Linked DNA regions of Homo sapiens: region 1 is linked to region 2. The links are chromatin contacts, found by Hi-C or POLR2A ChIA-PET in ENCODE. All regions are on one chromosome and are shown on one strand. The core of a region is the stretch at or near the end of the contact, and the rest is flanking DNA. Distances in the headings are between cores, read along the strand shown.

Region 1 (7,066 bases), core at 421-2,920, 57 kb after region 2:
CCATTGCACTGAGGTTGAGAGACCCTGGTCTATGTTAATCCTGGGACAGGATCAGCAACAAGCTAAGGAGGAGTCGGCTGAGAGGCTCATTCGGGGACCAGAGGTCTCCCTAAGGGCCCCTCAGCTGACACACTTCCCCAGCACCTCTTTGTGGCAGGGCAGGCCAGCTTTCCCAAAATGAGCTATGCGGGTGAGGCTTCTCCTTGGACTTTCCTCCTTCTTCTCCATTCTTCTTCCTTTCCAGCAGGCCGGACCCCAGCGCTCGCCTCTCCATGCCAGGACGCTATGTGCCTCGGTGAGTCCCTGTGCGCGCATAGCAGAGGCGCTCTCCCTTTCCACGGGGTACTGCTTTCCCTGGGAGACGCGAAGAGGAGAGGAGGGCCCGAGTTCAAGCAGGGAGGGAATTCAGAGAGCAGTCATTCACCAAGTCCCCTCCAGCCCCAGCCCTGTGAGCCAGTCCTGCGGGTCCTGCCTTTCGCTAAGAGATTCCCGATTCCGCTCCCTCCGGACGCAGGGAGGTTGAGCAGGGGACACGCAGCCTTCGCCCTTCCCAGTTTTCTCTGTGTGGCCTCTGTCTCTCTCTCTCTGTCTTCAGGAACCAACAAAAGGCAAATGAATTCATTAGGGAGACCAACACCCGCCATGTGCCTTTCTTTTTTTTTTTGAGATGGAGTCTCGCTCTTTCACCCAGCCTGGAGAGCAGTGGCGCGATCTCGGCTCACTGCAAGCTCCGCCTCCCGGGTTCACGCCATTCTCCTGCCTCGGCCTCCCGAGCAGCTGGGACTACAGGCGCCCGCTACCACACCTGACTAATTTTTTGTATTTTTAGTAGAGACAGGGTTTCACCGTGTTGGCCAGGATGGTCTCGATCTCCTGACCTCGTGATCCGCCCGCCTCGGCTTCCCAAAGTGCTGGGATTCCAAGCGTGAGCCACCGCGCCCAGCCATATTTGCCTTTCCTTTTTTGCTTTTTCAGATGGGGTCTCACTCTGTCAATCAGGCTGGAGTGCGGTGGCCCGATCTCAGCTCAGTGCAACCTCTGCCTCCCAGGTTCAAGCGATTCTCCTGTCTCAGTCTCCTGAGTAGCTGGAATAACAGGCATGAGCCACCAAACCCGGCTAATTTTTGTAGAGAGGGGTTTAGCCATGTTAGCCAGGCTGGTCTCGAACTCCTGGCCTCAAGTGATCCACCCACCTCCGTCTCCCAAAGTGCTGGGATTACAAATATGAGCCCCTGTGCCCGGCTGCATTTGCTTTTCTTTAAGGCCGTTATTTAGGACTCAAGAGAGGGACGTCAGGAGAAAAGGTGAGGGAATTGCGGGCGAGAGTGGAGAAGAGGGTAGGCAAGGTTTGGAGAAGTTGCTTTGTTCAACAGTCACCAGCCTAAGCAGCACATCAGTGCTTTCAAGTTAAAGGTAGGAAATGGAAGATAATGTATCCTGTTGAATCTATAGGGATAATTCAGAGATAATTAAAAATATAATGACCCAAATTGGGACTGAGGAAACACGTTGGCATTAACCTCCTTGCCCGGAGAGAAGGTGCCGGGAGAGCTCGCGGTAGGTTTGCCACTTATTTAAGACTCCATCTCCACTTGTTCCTAACCCACTGAGAAATCGGCTCATTATTGACTCAGAGGGATGAACGCCAGATCCTGACTCACCGGTAACCACTTCCTGCAGAAATCCTCCAGCCCTGTTAGAAATGCCTCAGCCAGGGGGACTCATCTCCTCAAACCTGGGGGACCGAGACCTATGAGAGGTCACAGCATGAGGTGACGGAAGTGCCATGTGCACAGGGTTGATTTGGTGGCTCTAATTCTTATAACATAAAAGCTTGCTTCTTAGCATAGTTCTTGCAGTGTTAATTTTAGAGACACATAACGGAGAGGAGTAGGGAAATAAAGACCTGTCTGGTCCTTCCCCACTTCCCTAATCCATCTGTCTCCCTTGCTATGTCTCTAAACCTTCTCCAGCCAGGACATCGGAGGTACCCAGACATTGTTATGAAACTCCGCATGTGCCCCTGGTGGACGCTGCTGGACCCAGCATGCACACTTCTCGGCTAAGAGTCACCCTGGATGAACCACCATTGCCAGCGGGGAGCATGTTGCAGCTTTCCCACGCAGTGGATGAGAACGAAGGTTACGACCATTGTGTGGGAGGCGTCTGTGTAGCAATTGCTGGAATCACTGTGAGTAGTCCGTGTCACATGTGTCTCCCCTGATCTCTCAACGTCTCTTCTTCCCTCTCCACTCCCACTGTCTAACTTTATTCCTCTTTTTTTTTCTACCCCTTTCCGGAGACAGTGTGGCATTGTAGAAAGACTGAGCGTGGGAAAGAAGACGCATTCTGAAGTCACCCCGATTTATGTTAAATTATCACCTTGACTACTGCTATAGAACGAATGTTTATGTCCCCCACCCAAATTCGTATGCTAAGACCTAATAGCCAATAAGATAGTATTAATAGATGGGGCCTTTGGGAGGTGAGTGGCTCATGAGGGCAGAGTCCTCAAAACCAGATAAGTGCCCGAATAAAAGGGGCCCCAGAGAGATCCCTTGCACCGTCTACCATGTGAAGTGTAGAACACAGCGAGAAGGCCACCTATGAGCCAGAACGTGGGCCCTCACCAGAACCCAGTTGTGCTGGCACCCTGATCCTGGACTTCCAGCCTCCAAAATGACGACAAAGAAGTTTGTTTTTCCTGAGCCATCCACTTCAAAGTATTCTGTCATAGCTCCCCAAATAGACTAAGACATCTACTTAACCTTGGTCAAACGTTTAACCTTGGAGTCCACGCCTCTGAAATGGTGACAATAACACTGTGTATTTCCTACTTTATGATCAGGATTAATAAATGTAATTTATTAATCAGAAATTAGTAATTTCTGATTATTAATTCTATGGTGCTTGATACTTGATTGAGGCTTATTTAATATTTGGATCTCTTTTAATTTTTTTCTTTTTTGCTCTTTCTTTCTGCTTTTCCTCTTCCCCTTTTCCTATTGAAATAGAATGCAGAGGATAAAGCAAGCAAACAAAAAAACTTCCAGAAGAATCACAGAGTTTTAGACCTAGAAAAAAACTGAAAAATCATCCATTCCACTCTCCTCATTTTACAGATGAGGGCATCGAGCCTCAGAGAAATGAAACTTGCCCAAGACCACACAGCAAGTGAGTGGGGGACTCATGACCCAAGACACTTTTTCCAGGCTTCCTTCTACCACATCATGCTGCAGAAAACACAGCAGATGGGAAGAGACGAGGCATGTGGTTGCCATTTCTGTATTACATCCAATTCATATTTCATTTAGAAAATGTATTTCTAGAACTTGTTAAAAAACCTGAATGATTTTGATTGAAGTTTTTCAAAACTAGGATTACTATGCTTCTAATGGAGATCAAGTTCAAATTTTTAACATATTTTGCCTTATTTTGCCACTCCCCTCAAAATATCCATAGTATTGAATGCCCAGGTTTCCTGTTTGGAAAAGCCCGAGGATCTGTGCACACTCTGGGCTACTCTTGCCCAGCTCCTGACTGAGGCACTGGACCTGGCCCGATGCTGCTCTCTGCTGCTGCCCAGCTCTTCTGCTCCACCGGCAACACTGTACCCAGTTAATCATTAGGGCCCTTGTCTCTGTACAATTGCTCTGTACAACTCGATAAAATAATCCATGCTAACAAAAGTCTAGAATGGAAGGTGCCTGCTATGGTTTGAATGTTTGTCCCCTCCCAAATTCATGATGAAATTTAAGCCGTATTAGAAAGTGGGACTTTTGAGAGGTGATAAGGCCATGCAGGGCCCCCCTCATGGGTGGGATTGGTGCTGGTATAAAAGGGTGAGCTTAGCCCCCTGCCTCTCTCACCTCCTCACCTTCTGCCATGTGATGATGCAGCAAGAAGGCTCTCGCCAGATGTCGGCACCTTACTATTGGCCTTCCCAACTTTCGGGACTATGAGCCAATACATTTCTGCTTATTGTAAATTACCTAGTTTCAGCTATTCTGTCATAGCAGCACACAACAGACTAAGACGCTCTTCAACTCACTCCTCACAATCCTGTGTTGTTCTAGGAAAAACTGTGTAATTTAACATTGCCTCTTTAGAGACAACGTCCCTCCTCTATCTCTCAGAAAGAGGCTTTCTCAGTAAAGAGGAGGAGGATGTTGGGTGGGGGAGAGGGTTGGGAGTACTTTGGTTTTTCCCACCGGTATGGCCATGAGATCCCTCTGTTTGCAGCACCTCGGCATCTGCCTGCCTACTCCTGAGTTGGGCCCTGTGGTCATGAATTCTTCTGTCAAATAACTATTCCTAAAAACAAGCATGCATGACTAACCATGAGACAATTGCAGTGATGCAAGTGTATGTGACTTATCTCATCTACCCAGTGTGACAGCTTGACACTCAAGGGGGAGATTTTCACCATCGATTCCCAGAACAAAGAATTTAGAGTAATGCTGGAGGCTGAGGCAGGAGAATGGCGTGAACCCGGGAGGCAGAGCTTGCCATGAGCTGAGATAGCGCCACTGCACTCCAGCCTGGGCGACTGAGGGAGACTCCATCCCCCCCAAAAAAAAGAATTTAGAGTAATGAACATTTATGTATGGGTGGCCCTGTGATGTCTCTGATAACATCCCTTGTTTGGCCAAATTCTCGGACTCTAAAAGACAGTATTGGCTCTGCAGGCTTTCTGGGCTCAGCGAACCTGCAATACCAAAGTTCCACATTTTGGGGAGTACTACCTCATCTGTGTAAGTACAGTTCTGAAAATTATTGTAAAATGTGTTCTACAAATAATGGGGTAATTTATTGCTGTAAATTATCAAACAAGCTAATCAAAATATGCATTCACTTATTCATTTTTTTTCAATCATTCATAACACAGACGTACAAATGATTATCTATGGATTTTTGGAGTTGCAAAAATAGAATCTTAGCTCCACCACTTACCAGTTTAATATTCTGGCCCTAGGAAAGTTACTTAATGATCTGATCCTCAGTACCTATCATCACTTGAAAAAAAATGGGAAAATAATACCAATCTCATAGCTTGGTCATAAAGATTCAGTAAAATAATGCATGCATGTGCCTAAAACCAAACAGTCACAGAATGGAGGTAGGAGCCTTACCGTAGATTCCAACATAATGGTGTCAATCAGCAAAGTTCATCAGATCAAGGCACAGACTGCCAATTATGCATCATGCTGGCATTTGATGCCTAGAAATCCATGTTCCTCTTGCATAAAGCTTTCCTCTTAATCTGTACTTTGTTCCTGTTCAACATTTTGGCATTTTTCTAAGTCCCTCAACCTTAGGGCTCTTCTGCTTTCCCACTTAGTGTTGGATTAATGAACCATTGCTGGTTAAACCACCTCATCCTCTCCTCAGACCCAGTAGAAACAGTAGAACCAGGGGCTGAAGCCATCGTCCCATTGTCTTCAGCACAATGAGTCCTGTGAGCCTAAGCTCCTAGGAAGAGAGTTGCTTTTGGCTGCAAAGGGTGTATAACAGCAGCTGAACCAGGCAGTGCAATATTCATGGGGCTTTTTACTTTGTGGAACTTGAGAGTAAATTTAAAAGACAACTTACTTCTAACTTTCTCATTTTCAAGAAGAAATGAGGCCCAGAAAGGTAGGGGGTTTGCCAGGATGAGACAGCTCTTAAGTGGCTAGATCTATCCCTACTAATGACTCAGATTAAACAGTTGCTTAGGATACCCCAAAGTCATCTCTGCACTTCAAAAGATTAAGTGCTTGTATAGACAATATCACATATTCCACTACAGCAATTTAATGATTTCCTGATGATATATGATAGGTCCCAGATTATCACTAAAAGGTATTTTAAATTTTTACAACTGACACAATTTGGGAGCCAAAAGTAACTCTTGGAATTGGAATCTAGTTAGCACATGTCTGGTTGGAAGCCACAAGGTGACATACTCCAGTGGCTTCCAAACTGTCTGTGCGACTAGCAGTCCCCATGATCGCATGGCTCAGAGATTGAATGAGGAGGCATCAAAGAGTTTGCCCCACATCTATCTTACCCTGAAATCCAATATCTTCTTTTGTGAAATAATATGGTTAAAAATAAATTCAAATAGAACAAAAGGGTAGTAGATTAGTCAAGATTCTCCAGAAAAATAGAACCAATAGGATGTACATGTATATCTATATCTATATATCTGCAGAGAGACGTATTTTAAAGAATTGGCTCGTGGGATTGTGGGGCCTGGAAATCTGAAATCTGCAGAGAAAGCCAGCAGGCTGGAAATTCAGGTAAGCATTGATATTGCAGTCCTGAGTCCAAATCTGAAGGGCAGCCGGCAGGCTGGGAACTCAAGCAGGGTTTTTATGCTGCAGTCTTAAGGCAACATTCCTGGTCTCCAGGAAACCTCAGTGTTTGCTCCTAAGGCCTTCAACTGATAAGAAGGGGCCTAGCTTGTAAAGGGTAATCTGCTTTTCTCGAAGCCAACTGAATGTAATTGTTAATCACATCTAAAAAATACATTCACAGCAATATCTAGACTAGAGTTTGACCAAACAGCTGGGCACCATAGCCTACCCATGACTTTAGTTGACACATGAAATAGCCATCACAGAGTAAACAACGAGAAAGGGACCATATCTCACTCCAGACCCTTTCTTCCTTTCCCCAGAGGTAAGCTCTTTAAGTGGCCAAACCCATCTTTTCAGGGAGGGGCATTGGTTCTATTTGCATCCAAATGTTTATGTGTGTAAAAAAGCACCAGACTTTCTCCATTCTTCACATCTCTGCCGTCTTTACTCTGTGCCAGGCCTTCTGCTCACCACTTTGCATGGATTTCCTCCTGTCAGTCCTTTCAGCCACCCAGACATGCAGTTACTATTCTGTCCCCCCTTTTGCAGATGGGTCAATGGTGAGCAATATTAACATCCTTTCTGTTGAACAAATCTGATGACAAGAAAGGTTCAATCTGCTTTGGAAAAAAACAAATAATTTGAACCATTTTTATTGGGAAATTGGAGGCAAAAACAAGTTCAGAAAAGTTTCAAAGGCATGCTTGATGCCAAATATGATTTAA
Region 2 (6,304 bases), core at 1,921-4,420:
TCTGTGGGCTCTGACCACAGTCTCAGAGGCACAGTGCAGAGTGTATTCAAAATCCCTCTTGGAAAGCTTTTGCACACAAAGGGAGCCCAAGAGTCACATCTCTACACTGATCTATGTGTAGTTAATGCAACAGAGAATAGGAACATAAATAATAGCAATGGAAATTAAGCTTATTAAGTTTTACAGTTGTGGCAAAGAGTTTCTGAGTCTCAGACTGGAGTTTCACAATTGAAAACAAGGCGGAAAATATTGTCTTTATTGACACAAAGAAGAGAGCAGTCTGCAGCCAGAAAACAGAGAAGCACGTGCCAGGGGTACTGTTTGTCCAAGCACTTGCTTGAAACTCATTTGATGCTAAACAGTGGTCAAATGACAACATCCAATTCCAAAACTTACTGCTGCCCAAAGTACCCTCAATTCATGACCTTCCCAAGCCCCTCTTACTTATTAGAAACCAAGAGCTATTTTATCAAGTTGAATTAATCAAAAAACATTTATTGGGTTCATTTTGAGTGACACCCTTTCAGTTCTGCAAATATAATGAACCAGAACCAAAAAATGGTATCGTGTGAATTGTTAAGGTCAGGAACTGAGGATCTGTAGGCAACTGTACCATCAGAACAGCAGCTTCTCAGTGTTTCTCCTTGGCAGAGGTTGGATGTGGAAATACAACGCACAGGACCCATCATTTTACTTAAGCTACAAGGCGTTCTGTTTGTCTAGTGCAGTAAATAAACCACTCAAAAATAGTTGGTCAGGGTTCGAGACGAGCCTGGGCAACATAGCAATACCCTGTCTCCACAAAAAAATAAAATTATCTGGGCATGATGGTGTGCACCTGAAATCTCAACTACTCTGGAGGCTGAAGCAGGTGGATTGCTTGAGCCCAACGGTTCAAGGTAACAGTGAACTATGATCATACCACCGCACTCTCAGGCAACAGAGTAAGACCTTGTCTCAAAAAAAAGAAGTAAAACGTTACTAAAACAATAATTTTAGTTTGCTTTTCAATCTAAGGGTTGACTGGGCTCAGCCAGGAGGTTCCTGAATTCTTGCTCCAGGTCTTTTAACTACAGTCAAAACAGTCAGAAGATGCCTGGGGCTTCTTCACTCACACCACTGATAGAAAACTCGAACAGCCAGGGAATGGGGCAGCTGGGGCTCCTTGAGTGTCGCTCCCTCTCAGGCATGTGCTCTGCTCACCTGAAGCTGTCAGGGGTGTAAGCCTTCCTCCTACATGAGTGTCCCCAGACAATCTGGCAGATGCTTCACGTTCTTTTCTAACCTACCTTCTGGGAGTCAAGGGCATCACTTCCACGGAACTCTATCTCGGGAGGCGTTACAAAGGCCCACTCAGTTTCAAGGAGAGAGTCTTAGCTACCACCCCGTGGAGGTAGGCATTTCAGAAAATTTACAGACCTGTTTTTAAACCATCTCACAGCGGGTTGACACCACCACTATTGTCTTTGTGAAAACCCACGAGAAACAAAGCAACACTGCATAGTCTAGAAGGAAAGATGTTTTTCAAATACCAAGATGGGGTTCTTGAAAGCCAGGCACCAATAGAAGTGCCTCAAAACCAAAAAGAGAGCAGGGAATCCACATCAGGACACAATCCCAGCTCATCCTATCTGACAGCTGCTTCAGTATCCACGTGATGAGAAGTTTCTAGTTTAATACAAGATTCATACGGCAATTACGCCATACATTATGTATAATTTTCTTCAAGTATTTGTGCATGATTTAGCTCTTAAAAACCTCTATGTATTTCTGTATAATTCAACTCAGAGCATGAATTAAATTCTTCTCAACTAATCCTTTTCTTTTTCTTATAAACCTCAACTTAAAAAAACCTCATTTGATATTACAGTAAAAAGTTAGATCAACTTCCATCGCCATTCTAGGGTCCAGATTAAAAATGCAAAGTAGAACCCAACCATAGAGAATGGGTTTAATTTGGGACTGTCTCCTTAGTAAATGTCACCTCCTTTACCAGCACATAGAATTTCAAGGAGGAAGAAACTCAATCACACTTATGTATACATATTTTTAAAAGGTTATAATGAGTATCCAAGACATCAACACTACCATGAAGTCATTAATTTCTTTCAGCTATTTAATGTCAGCTATTACCTTCAAAAGATTCAGATCTATAAATAACTCCAAAATGGAGAAAACTGAATTATAATTTACAGCTGTACTATTATTAGTGTATAATTAGAAATTGGGCCAAACAATTGCCCTTAACCAACTTTTGAATAAATCTGAGGGATTTGATAATTGTATATACTTATTTCATGTAAAACTAGGATTAATAATTAAAGATCGACAAAAACTTAGGTAAAAGGTTGAAGCCAGGTGGATGATGTTTTTCATTACAAGACAATTTTTTGCTATATTAAACAATTAACTTGTCCGATACATCCACTAACCATTACTGTCTAATTTTTTAAGTGGAAGAAGAAAACTATATACATGTCTTAACATCTACCTGGCCAGAGAATGTCATTCTTTCATCAAAGATTAAAATGTATTTGATTTCTGGTCTCATATTAGACCCTATCTTAATACAAATGCATAAAGAGCGTATCATTTGAAAATTGTTCTGATGTGTTGAACTTAATGATCTAATCACACTTTTGTCATTATTATGAAGAACTAACACTTGTCAGGTAACAGAATTAAATTTAAATAGAAATGCTCATATATTTAATGGCTAATTTGGAAGAATAAGCTTTTTAAATTCAAAATTCACTTAACAAAAAACTATTGAGTAATTAAGTTCATGATTGCACTTTACTCTGAGAAACACATGAAGGTCTGAAACATTGAAAATTTTAGGAGTACGTACTCAGAAAAGCCATCTGTTCTAATACAACTGCCCACTCTTTGGTTGATTTCAATCCTAATTTTTCTCCTATTTCACAGTATTTTGCAATCCCCTCTTTTCTTAGGAACACATGTGTGCAGCTCCTGGTTTCACTGTTAGGAGCTTTGTCTCATCCACCTCATGCAATTTCTCACATATTAAGTCAGCCCACAGTCACTTCCTTCCTCATCCAATATGAGAGGCAGAGATTATTAAAATGCTGGGTCTGTCTGTTTCATAGTATGGAATAGGAGTCCATGAAAAGTAATGCTCTGTTATGTCTCTGTATCACAAAGGGTCACAGCTAAGGTAAAACAGGGGCTAGCGGAAGCAGTTGTGTAATGGAGCTGACTCACACCAGTGGCTCACAAGAGCTGGCTGCTAGACTCTCAGGAATCCTGTAAGACGGCTGTTAAGGTATTGCTAGCTTGAATTGGGTCATGATGGTAACACTTACACCACGAAAATCAGCAAACACTACAAACCAGAACGTTTATGGGGGTGAAGGTAGGGGAATTCATTGTTGAACACTGACCAGCACACCACTCTGTTGAAGAAAAGAGTGTTTACTATATGATATGCTACTTTCATAAAAAGATAATTGAACTTAATTCTCACAGCAACGCTGTAAAATAGGCATTACCATTACCATTGTTTTTTCAGAGAAGAAAACTGAGGCTCAGAAAAGTAACTTGCTGGAATTTGAACTACATCCAAAGGGTTTTAAAATCTAAAGCAGTTGTCTTTTTTACCTCACTAACCTCTCCCATCTGCTTCTTCCTTTCCCGTAGGATTTTAGGACTGGGTGAAATCTTAAATGTTCTCTAGTCCTATCAGCTTGTCGCTGAGATCTGCAGTATAATAAACCCCTAAAATGATTGTCCTGCCAATGTCTGAACACTTCCAGTGGCAGGAAACTCATGACCTCAGACCACTGAGTTTGAAAGCCCTTACTCTTAGAAAACGCTTTCTTATTTTGAATGGAATACTCCATTTTTGCCTTCAACTATTGGTTCTTGTTCTACCCATAGAAAATTTGAGAATGGTAGAAGCTTTTTGGGTTTCTATCAACTTAGCATCCCAGGAGACCTAGAAAACAGAGGGGGAATCAATGCATTTGTCTCCATTTTGCATTTTTTCTTCGCATGCATCCATCCACCCATCCTGCAAGAATTTGTTGATCAGCTTATCAGTGATCTCTGCTGGACTACATGCTGGATGTTTAAAGATGAGTGCAATAGTTTCTGACCTTAAGAAGCTCAGCTGCTAGACCCTCGCTACTCAAAGTGCAGTCCTCAGACCAGCAGCACATCACGAGGGTGCTCCTTAGAAATGCAGAAGCCTAGATTCCTCTCAGAAGCCAGAACTACCAAATCAAAGTCTGTACTTTAACAAGGTCCCACATGGGATTCCTTTGCCCCTTAAGTGTTGAGAAGTCCTGGTCTCAACTGAAATGAATATTTTACTTATTTACAGAATTGCACTTCCATTATTCACCATAGTTTATATTTTAATGAAATATTTTCCTTAGTATCTATGAAGCACCTGCATAGCTATCTGGAGCTGCTGGTCTTTTTCTACATAATTCTTTCTGTTTTAAAGGTTTTTTTTTTAAAGATAACAAAGTTGTGTCAAAAATGTTTCATCTAGCTGGGCACGGCAGCTCACACCTGTAGTCCCAGCACTTTGGGAGGCTGAGGCAGGCAGATCACTTGAGGTCAGGAGCTCAAGACCAGCTTGGCCAACATGGTGAAACCCCATCTCTACTAAAAATACAAAAGTTAGCCGGGCATGGTGGCAGGCACCTGTAATCCCAGCTATTCAGGAGGCTGAAGGAGAATAATTGCTTGAACTTCGGAGGTGGAGTTTGCAGTGAGCCAAGATCACCCCACTGCACTCCAGCCTGGGAGACAAAGTGAGACTCTGTCTCAAGAGAAAAAAAAAGGAGAAAAGCTTCATCTTAATTTGATTTTCAGAGTTCACACACACTTTTTAGTGACTGTAGTAAAAAGCCCCCAAAGTGCTATGATTTCAGTATATTATGCATGAATCACGCCATAGTTTTATAGTTGTATTTGGTTGCATGTTTCTGTTTCTTTGCCATCTGCATTCAGGGTTCACACATTCAGTTTTTCTTTGAGAAAGTCCTGCAGGGAAGGACACTGCAGATGGAGAAAGTCTATTCTTCATCATAGACAATATCAGCACTTGCTTAAGGGCACCACAACAAGATCCGTCCAGATTCAAGAGAGATCTATTTTCTTTCCTTCTCCTCCTGAGTTACTAGACATATTTATCTCCTCTTTGAAGAAATGGCCTTTGACCTAGGAGCTCATCCCTTAGCAGGTAAGAAGTCTTTTCAGCCTATACTTAATCCTAAAACAAGAAAAGAGAAACAAAAAAGCAACCACAATACATACACATCTCAAAGCAAGACAGGGTTTGAGGTGGTATTTTAATCATGGAACCTATGGGGATATTTTAAATGTATGGGTTGGATTGAAAACTTAAAACATCAAAGTGCTCACCCTTTGGTGTATGCACACTGCTGTTATAACAAAGTATATCTGCTTCCAAACCTCTACAACATACATATGTGACATGTACCAATAATACGAACGATATACCACTGCACTTTCTTCTAAGATATTTTTGTTGCCAGAGTACACTATTTTTCTCTCTGATACACAGTAATTTAATTATTCCCCAAAAGTGAGAACAATATTGCAATACAACATTTATCACAAAGAATCTTTGGAAAACGAGTCACTCTAAATGGCTAGATTTTTAGCCCTATTTATATCCCAAACAACTTTTTTGTTTTTATTCTCCTCATGATATAGTTTGGATCTGTGTCCCTCCCAAATCTCATGCATAATTGTAATTCCCAGTGTTGGAGGTGGGGCCTGATGGGAGATTACTGGGTCATGGAGGTGGTTTCTCCTGAATGGCTTAGCACCAACACCCTTGGTACTGACCTCGCCATAATGAGTGAGTTCTTATGAGACCTCATTCCTCTCTGGCTCCTGCTCTCACGATGTGATGTACCTACTCCCCCTTCACCTTCCGCCATGATTGTAAGCTTCCTGAGGCCTCCCTAGAAACCAAGTGGAGACCAGCACCATGCTTTCTATAAAGCCTGAAGAACCATGAGCCAAGTCAAGCTATTTTCTTTATAAATTACCCAGTGTCAGGTATTTCTTTATCACAGTGCAAGAACAGACTAACACAGAAAATTGGTACTGAGGAGTGGGGCATTGCTGTAAAGATACCTGAAAGTGTGGAAGCAACTTTGGAACTGGGCAATGAACAGAGGTTGGGAGAGTTTGGAGAGCTCAGAAGAAAACAGATGAGGAAAAGTTCAGAACTTCCTGGAGACTGGTTAAATGGTTTTGACCAACATAATGATAGTGATATGAACAATGAAGTCCAGGC

Evidence for each region. Hi-C counts contacts between places; a loop is a spot of excess contacts on that map. ChIA-PET counts read pairs that join two places held with the same protein, here RNA polymerase II (POLR2A). Pooled maps may share reads with other maps.
Region 1: a map of endothelial cell of hepatic sinusoid shows a loop between it and region 2 (5-fold over the local background). The contact joins the promoter of LINC00460 here to the enhancer-like site in region 2. A Hi-C loop is called at or near these places in 2 of 168 maps with a recorded cell type or tissue (endothelial cell of hepatic sinusoid and endothelial cell of umbilical vein) and 3 of 50 pooled maps. POLR2A ChIA-PET finds 5 or more read pairs at or near these places in 2 of 52 experiments (AG04450 and PC-3).

Annotation. Positions count from the first base shown.
Region 1 is chr13:106,374,894-106,381,959 of GRCh38, forward strand. It overlaps LINC00460 (long intergenic non-protein coding RNA 460), which reads left to right and starts at 1,671. Exons shown (of 3, transcript NR_163477.1): 1 at 1,671-1,772; 2 at 1,974-2,191; 3 at 3,015-3,702. LOC124903246 (a long non-coding RNA gene) reads left to right here and starts at 6,194. Exons shown (of 2, transcript XR_007063939.1): 1 at 6,194-6,281. RefSeq lists an enhancer at 1,209-2,408.
Region 2 is chr13:106,316,026-106,322,329 of GRCh38, forward strand. All of the region lies in intron 1 of LOC107984626 (a long non-coding RNA gene), which reads right to left. Among named protein-coding and RNA genes, the nearest start is that of LINC00460, 57 kb to the right of the region's middle. Within about 2 kb of position 3,171, at least 4 of the 41 ENCODE cell types and tissues checked have a DNase peak (open chromatin) inside an H3K27ac peak, as active enhancers do; they include PC-3 and endothelial cell of umbilical vein, where a contact is called at or near this core.